2 separate regions of the Homo sapiens genome follow, and region 2 is linked to region 1. A link is an interaction called in ENCODE POLR2A ChIA-PET data of the cell type or tissue named here. Cell type or tissue: B cell. All regions are shown on one strand. Links, peaks and the distances in the headings refer to the core of each region. The heading gives the core; the rest is flanking DNA.

Region 1 (4,399 bases), core at 1-4,000:
CAAAAATGCAAGCCGAAAATTTTCCATCTCTACTTGAAGTATGTGGTCAGACCAATTCTTAGATTAAAAAGTGATACCTTTATGGTCTTGATAGTCCAAAAGCATATTGTTTTCATCTGCAATCTCAACTTGCTCACACCACTGTCCTCCAGAATGAAAAGGTAGAGTCTCTGATCCAATCAAAGGTGAAAGTGACCTAGATCTCATATTGGACATAGATGATGGGATAGGAGAGTGAGATGATGATGGTATCTTTGCTTTGGAGAATATTTTTTGTTGAGAACCTTTCTTCATTGCAAGAATAAAGCCAGGTGTTCATCAAAACCTGTAAGAGTTTTCAGTATATTCAACAAGATTAATTTTTAAGAGTTATCAAAACTATTCTTTCTAGAACCTTCAGGTCTATAAAGTTATAAACTCAGAGGCCATAAATGCTAGGACCCATACTACTCCAAGCTGATGGAGCAGACACTGTATCAAACATCACTGATGACCTTGCCAGAGAGAAAAGGGATCTCCAGAGGGGATAGAATTGACACATGCTCCAGCTGGAAGTGTTGTCATTCCTGTTCTGTTTATTGAACCAAACTAGTCCCAAGGCCCCTTTTACCCACATAACGGGGTCCTAGAATGCAGGAAGCTGGAATATTTGGCAACCAGCAGTATTTAATACTGATGAGCACTCTCTCCTTCCTCAAAGTTTCTTCCTTTGGTTTCTGGGACACCGCATTCTCCTGGTATCCTCCTGCCTCCCTGGCCACTCCATGGACTCCTTTGCTGGCTTTTGTTCCTCCTTGCAGTGTAATTTAAACATCAGAACTCCTCATTGGTCCCTTCTAGTTTCTGTCTAATCTTATCTTGGACAAATTAATGCACACCCATGGTTCCCAATGCCATGTGTTTACTCTATTTAATTTTTTATTTTTTTTGAGACAGAATCTCACTCTTGTCGCCCAGGCTGGAGTGCAATGGTGCGATCTCGGCTCACTGCAACCTCTGCCTCCCAGGTTCAAGCTATTCTTCTGCCTCGACCTCCCGAGCAGCTGGGATTCCTGGCGCCTGTCACCATGCCCGGCTAATTTTTGTACTTTTAGTAGAGATGGGGTTTCGCCATGTTGGCCAGGCTGATCTCGAACTCCTGACCTCAGGTGATCCACGTGCCTTGGCCTCCCAAAGTGCTGGGATTACATATGGGTGTGAGCCATCATGCCCAGCCGATATTTATAACCTCAATCCAATCTTTCTCTGAGCTCCAGACTCCTATTTCCAATTGCCTACGTGATATCTCATTGGCATCCTACACTCAGTCCAGATTGAATTTATTTACCCCGTTCCTCCTCTCACTCTCCTTTTCGTCTTCCAGTGTTCCCTAAATACTGAACACTGCTCGCTGGAATAAGCCAAAAACCTGGGAGTCATTCCTGACACCTCCCTCTTCCCTTGTCCCATACTCAGTCAATCGCTAAATCCTGTTAATTCTTACTCCCAAATAACCTCTCAAATTAAGTCTGCTTCTTTCCATTTTCACTCTCACGCACTCTAATCCAAGCCCTCATCAAACTACTATAACAGCTTCTAACTGATCTGTCTACAAGCTCTCTTGCCTTATTCTTCCATCATTACATTGCAGTCAGATAGCCAGAGTGATCTATTTAAAAAGTAAATCCAGTCCAGGAGCGGTGGCTCATGCCTATAATCCCCGCACTTTGGGAGGCCGAGTCAGGTGGATCATCTGAGGTCAGGAGTTTGAGACCAGCCTGGCCAACATGGCAAAACCCCGTCTCTACTAGAAATACAAAAATTAGCTAGGTGTGGTGGCATGCACCTGTAATCCCAGCTACTTGGGGTCGAGGGGAGGAGGCTGAGGCAACAGAATCTCTTGAACCCAGGAGGCAGAAGCTGCAGTGAGCCTAGATCGCGCCACTGCAGTCCAGCCTGGGAAACAGAGCGAGACTCCATCTCAGGAAAAAAAAAAAAAAAAAAAAAAGTAAATCCAGCAGTCTGTAATGAAGGAAATCTTTACCATGACCTACAAGGTGGTCCCCCATGATCTGTCCCTATTGCTCTAGATTCACCTCTGTCATTCGTTCCCTCAATTGTGGGCTCCAGTCACACTGGCCTCCTCACAGTAATAATAATGCTTGATCTCATTCTTTTTACCATGTTAATTTGTAGTCTTCCTTCAGAGATCAGCTCAACTGTTGCTTCTTCAGGAAAGCCTCCAGTGCAGGGCAGATGAAGTGAAGTCCCCGGTTCTATACTCTCAATGAATTTGTATTTTTTCCTCACATAATCAGTTTGAAATTACACATTTATGTCATTTTGCTTAACATTTGTCTCCATTCTGAACTGTATGCTCCACGAGAGCCTGTCTGTTTTGTTTACACTGTCTCCCGAGTCTAGCATAGTGCCTGGTACCTAGCAGGAACTCAATACATATTTGTTGAATAAATGAATGAATAGAGTTATCTTCCAGTCATCCCTCTCCATCGTCCAACAATATTGATTCTATCTCCAAAATATTTTGAAATTCGTCTCTATCCATCGTCACAGCTACTGCCCTAGATTCAACTTTTATCCTCTCTTGCTTAGACTATTAAGATACTCTCAGAACCACCTTCCTTCCAGTTCTCCTTTATCCTCAATCCATCCTCTACCTTTGACCCACTTATATAATAAAAACAAAAGAAATGTAATGGTTCCCAATGCCTATGAGTCTAAACATTTTGGCACCATGCACTACAAACAGGACTCATCACAGTCTGGCCCAAACTTTCTGGCCTCCCCACCACATACCATTGCTCTAGTCATCTTTTTGTCATTGCCTGAACACATCATGAGTTTTTGCTCATGAAATTCCCTTTCCTTAAAGGGAATTCGTTAAAGGGAATTAAACATCCTCTTATTTCTCTCAACCAATTAAACTGTTACTTTTCTTGTGAAGACTTTCCAGAAATCTACTTTCTTCCTACAGAATGAATCCTCCCTGTTTATTACACTGAATATACCTACTATATATCTTTTGCTTGCTCAGAATGTAACAACCACAAGTGGAGAAGTAATCTCTGAATTCCCAGCAGCTCCATGGTGTCTAGGTCATGAATACATCTAACATCTTATAACTAGAATTCACCCTGTTTAAAAACCATACTTTCAACAGTGTGCTCTTTCATGCATGTGCTCTCTCTCTCTCTCTGTATGCATATTTTTTATTGCAATGTATCATACATAAAGTACATAAATCATAAGTGTATATAGCTTCATGAATTTCTATGCAGTGAACACAAGCTATGTAATCAGCATCCAGGTAAAGAAACAGAATATTTCCAGAATCCCAGAAGTCGTCTCATGCCCCCTTCCAGTCACTAACTCCCACACATGGGGAATCACCATCCTGACTTCCAACACCAGAGATTTTTGAACTATTTTTGAACTTTAGAGAAATGAAACCATAAAATATCTTTTAAATCTGCCTTTTTTGTTAAATATCGTTTCTGAAATCCATTCATATTTGTCTCATGCTATATGAAAAACATCTGATCACTTCAAACTTCAGTGTCTACTATTCTTATTTACAAAATCAATTTTATTGAAGTATAGATCTTCCAGAAGGAACTAAAGCATTTGTTAATGAAAGAGACCTTGGTCAAATTCCTTTAAATGTTTTCATATAAAAATATTTCTTTTCCTATATGAAAGAAAGGTAAAGTTCATGACCATTAAGGCTCAGAATGGTTTAGCACTGTGACTTGATTAGTCCTTAAAAATTACATCCTCAGCCGGGCATAGTGGCTCATGCCTGTAATCCCAGCACTTTGAGAGGCTGAGGCGGGCAGATCACGAGGTCAGGAGATCGAGACCATCCTGGCTAACATGGTGAAACCCCGTCTCTACTAAAAATACAAAACATTAGCCAGGCGTGGTGGCAAGCGCCAGGAATCCCAGGTGCTCAGGAGGTCAAGGCAGAAGAATAGCTTGAACCTGGGAGGCGGAGCTTGCAGTGAGCCAAGATCGCGCCACTGCACTCCAGCCTGGGTGACAAAGCGAGACTCCATCTCACAAAAAAAAAAAAAATGACATCCTCTTCTATCCTAGGCATACAGTGTGCTGTGCCTACAGTGTGCGTACAGTATATAGCACACTGTAGGCCTCGAACAGAGCCTAGCAAATGGTAAATAATTAACATTTATTGAATGAGTTAATCATAAATAACATAAAATGTAAAATGTACTAGTTAGTATCTCAACAAAAAATGTCTGCATGAGCAATACTAGTCCTTAACATCAAGAGTCCTACATTTGCAAGGTTAGGTGTATGCAAAAATGATTTTCATGATACACAGTTGTTCTTATAAGTACATTTAGTCTAAAAACAGTACAAAAATTATAAACTTTACAAA
Region 2 (4,399 bases), core at 238-4,237, 60 kb before region 1:
TGCCCAGGGCGTGGTTTTCTAACAGGAGTTGAGGCTGAGTACTTAAGGCCAACACCAGAGTCCTTGGTGGCCTGGGAACTATGGCTGGAAACCTAAAACAAATGACAGCAGAGCACACTATCTATTATAAATGGAAAGGCTGATTTTAAGAAACGTCAAAGTCTACAGCAAAGTTGAGATGTAGCAAGGTTGAGAAAGAACTTGGCTTCTTTTCATTATCCTTATTTTTCACAGAAGTGAGGTGATTACATGGTCACATAAACTGCAGTTCCATACACAATTCAGCTTATTAACATCCCTCTGGACTTGATCGACATGGCAGGGTCAGGGAAGCCATGCAGAAAGGAGGGCTATGTGGGTAATGGCTGGGGTCACATCAGACTGGTCTGTGAAAGTGAAGGGCTCAAAGTGTGGTGAAAGCAAACAAATTAATGTCTATTTATCCTTTCAAAAGCCATTTTAAAACATCCATCTCCTATCCTCTCTTTTGGTACAATTTTCTAGAACTCACAAGTCCTTGGCCATACCAAAATGGAAAAAGCATGTTATCTAGCTGTTTGACTGGGTTAATTTTATGCAGCAACTCCCCAAGAGAGAAATGAAAATAAGTTCTCCATAGTGATGAGACTCCCGGGTGTCAGCCTCTGTTCTCTCTGTAGTCATTTTTCCTAGTGGTTTTTTGTTTTGTTTTGTTTTTAACCTCATCCTTGATGGCCCAGTGACTGAGGCAAAGGAAACCAGTGAACTTCGAAGAAATCTGGGGTCACCAGTCTTCTGTGGTCCTGGGAGCTTGGCATGGCTTTAAAGCTCTACTCTGCTACCCTCCTTCTCCTTCTCAGTCTGTAGGTACATCCTCTAAACCCTCACCCAGCTCAGGCTTATATGTTTTGCTCTAATTTATACTGCTTCCACCTCCAGCTCTGGTTGTACCAAGGAGTTGGCTTCCTTTAGGATTGCTGGGAGAATCTAAGATTCTGCTCTTCAGGGGTCTGGTTAAGTCTACACAGCCCTGAGAACCTAGTGTGTCTGAGCTGCTTCTCCCTGACTATTGCTCATCGGCTGATTCTAGCAGGATAGCACCAGGCCCCTCTGCTTTGGATGAATACAGCCTATAGTCTTCTCCTCACTTTCAACATTCAGGCCCCAGTCTTCTCCTCACTTCCCACATTCAGGCCCCAGGCCCTAACCATTTCTCTTTAACATCCTTTAATCTCATCTCCTCTTTCCCAGCTCCACTGATCTAGCTCTGGCTTCTACTCTTTACCTGAATCAGTTTAAAGAGCCCCACCGAAAGCTCACCCTACCATAAGTATAGACTCTATACTAGCCAGAATATTATTCCTAAACTACAGCTCTGATCATTTTAGTACACAACCCATTTCTCATGGCCTACATAATTATGGCCTACATAATTAAGTGTAAGAGATTCTAAGGCCCTTTTAAAAAAGCATGACTCCAGGCTGGGCACGGTGATGGCTCACGCCTGTAATCCCAGAACTTTGGGAGGCCAAGGTGGGCAGATCACCTGAGGTCAGGAGTTTGAGACCAGCCTGGCCAACATGGCAAAACCCCATCTCTACTAAAAATCTAAAAATTAGCCAGGCGTGGTGGCGCATGCCTATAATCCCAGCTACTCAGGAGGCAGAAACCGGAGAATCGCTTGAACCCCGGAGGCAGCAGTTGCAAGGAGCCAAGATCACACCACTGCACTCCAGCCTGGGGGACACAGCAAGACTCCGTCTCAAAAAACAAAAAGAAAAACAAAAGCATGACCCCAATCTACTTTTCAGCTTCATCTGACACTGTTCCTATAAACCCTCTAGCCCCACAAAGCTATTTGTCTTTGCTAAGCCAATAACTCTCCTCTTCCATACGAGCTGTTTCCTCCCTCCTAAAAGCCCAACGCTCACTGCTTGCTAAGTGCTGACTTCACATCCCTGCTTGTGAAGCATTCCTTCCTGAACTTCCCATCAGATGAATCCTTAATACCTCTCTGCAACTAGAGAATACAGGTCAGGTCTGTTGTCATAGGTATGTCACCATTTTGCAATTATGCTGGCATGGCCAATGAACTCTTTGAGAGCAGGGGCTTTACCATTCATTGTGATGCCCCACCACTACCTAGCACTTGGCCTAGGCTTCAGTAAACACTGAATGAATGTTCGTTAAAAGGACATGAAATCCAGGTGCCTTTTTTTCTGTCGGAGGCTCTGCACAATTCTATGTCCATTTCAGCAGGCTCTCTGGGCTCAAATCACCTTTTCTCCTTAGAGCATCCACATTCAAGGACCCTAACACATACCGCCCGAGTATGAACAGTCAACTGTCACCTTCCCCAAGAAGGCCCTATTTTCATCTCAAATATTAAAAACGCTACAGAACCTCAATGCACGGCTTAGCATAGAAATGTTGTTTTTGGTACCTGTTCATAAATTTGGGGAAGGGGACAATGTCACACTTTCTTCAAGAAAATTCAGTATACATTCCCAACACCACAGAATTCCTACTTTTGATGATGGTGGTGGTGGCATAAAGTACCAATAGCCTCGTCTTTTGAAAGGATCTGCCATGCTGCTTATGTAATCATTCTGATAAGAAACTTCACGTCGAAGTTCAGCAATTTCTTCTAAAACATTTTCAAAGCCTCCTTTGTTGTCTGTAAAGAAAAGTCATTCTATGAAATTGATATGAAATCACTTACTTCCTTTCTCAAAATATAAAAGAGATTCTAAGAGAGCCAATTAATTTTATCAGTTCCTCAAAGCTGACTTTCAGTCTGCCCTTTGGTAAGTCAAAAAAAGGCAAACTGATTTGTAAACATTATTTATTTTGAAATTACAAATACAAAACTCTTTTTTTCTTTTTTTGAGACAGAGTCTCACTCCGTCATCCAGTCTGGAGTGCAGCGGCCCAATCTCGGCTCACTGCCAACCTCTGCCTCCCAGGTTCAAGTGATTCTCCTGCCTCACCTTCCCGAGTAGCTGGGTTTACAGGTGCCCACCTCCATGCCCAGCTAATTTTTGTATTTTTTAGTAGAGACAGGGTGTCACCATGTTGGCCAGGCTGGTCTCGAACTCCTGACCTCAAGCGATCCACCCACCTCAGCCTCCCAAAGTGCTATGATCACAGGCATGAGCCACTGTGCTCGCCCACAAATACGAAACTCTTATCTTGGCAACCAAGTCCCCCAGTAACACACTTACAGAAAATACTCTTAAAATTATCTGATTTATTTTATTTTACTTATTAAGCTAATTACCACAGCTCTCTGAATCAAGCATGGACTTGATTTGTAACAGTTAAAGGTAAAAAACAAATGAGATGATTTAATTTTATGACTACAAAACCACTGCCAAAAATCAAAGCCCAATACTTTACCACTTCCAGTGAGGTCTAGTACATTCTGCAGCCTTGCAATCTCTGTCCTTTGTCGTTCCATTGTCTCATTCAGTTTCTCAATTTCTAGGACCTGTGAGTTTGCTCCAGTACCTACACCTGTTTTCTCCATCTCAAGTCGAAACTATTTAAAAAAATTACACATACAAAGTTGCCAATGAATTCATTCTTTCCCAAACACATTTATCCTTTCAACTTGATTATGATTCTATATTTATTTACACTTTCCCAGTGAGGAAACTGCATTACTTGGAAACTGCACCAAGCCTGGCACACAGTAGAGGATAAAGTACTTATTAACTATTGATTGCACTTCAGAATTCTTTGAGACATCACCTACAGTAATTTTGTCTTTTAGGAACTGATAAGAATCTGAGAAAGAGGAGGTCTCTGGGTACCAACACTGACCTGCTCCCCCTTCTGCCTGAGGAGATTCTGCAGGAGTTCGATCTCAGCTTCTGCTCGGGTGAGATCTCTGGCTGCTTGTGCTGCCTTTCTGCTGAACCTCTCTGCTTCCTGCAACTCCTACTGGGACAGAAGTATGAGAAAGGCACCACTGCTATCACAGGTTGTCTTCTTCATTTCTTCCTCTTGGATTGATTCTTCTGCTTTCATCACATTGCCTACCAGGCTGTCCATGAAAAGGGACATCCAAGCCCCACCTTCTCCTGTGTTGTTCCCATTGTTGGGCAGCCTGCCCAGCTCCCAACCCCAAGGTGCGGCATCAGAAAGAACAAAGGCTAATTTTTTTACTTTTTTACTTTTACTACCGTCTTCCATGATTATGTCTCTCTGGGCTCTCATCATTAGATTTTTGTCTCCTATGATCTGCTATCTTAATCTCATTAGCATTTGCATCCTATAAAGCACAGTAACAGACATTAGCTCAGTAAGGAGTCATACTATGAAGTAACATTTTCACATGACTGCACGAGATGAAAAATTTGAGATTCAGAGGGATTATATAACAATCCTTCAGGAACCCTTGTCCAGGTAGATATTG

The links. Peaks named below come from ENCODE experiments on the same cell type or tissue, not always from the same donor. Only the 100,000 strongest peaks of a DNase experiment are listed, where the experiment ranks them.
Region 2: POLR2A ChIA-PET joins it to region 1 with 8 read pairs; 7 of 35 experiments call an interaction of 5 or more read pairs at or near these places.

What each region holds. Positions count from the first base shown.
Region 1 is chr9:121,084,222-121,088,620 of GRCh38, reverse strand. CNTRL (centriolin) reads right to left here. Exons shown (of 44, transcript NM_007018.6): 3 at 78-325. The coding sequence starts at 294. Among named protein-coding and RNA genes, the nearest start is that of CNTRL, 11 kb to the right of the region's middle. In B cell, for the core only: no CTCF peak of the experiment used is centred there; no DNase peak of the experiment used is centred there; H3K27ac peaks cover 813 bases.
Region 2 is chr9:121,144,365-121,148,763 of GRCh38, reverse strand. CNTRL (centriolin) reads right to left here. Exons shown (of 44, transcript NM_007018.6): 21 at 3,805-3,921; 22 at 3,379-3,520; 23 at 2,508-2,656; 24 at 1-92. Among named protein-coding and RNA genes, the nearest start is that of RAB14, 55 kb to the left of the region's middle. In B cell, for the core only: no CTCF peak of the experiment used is centred there; no DNase peak of the experiment used is centred there.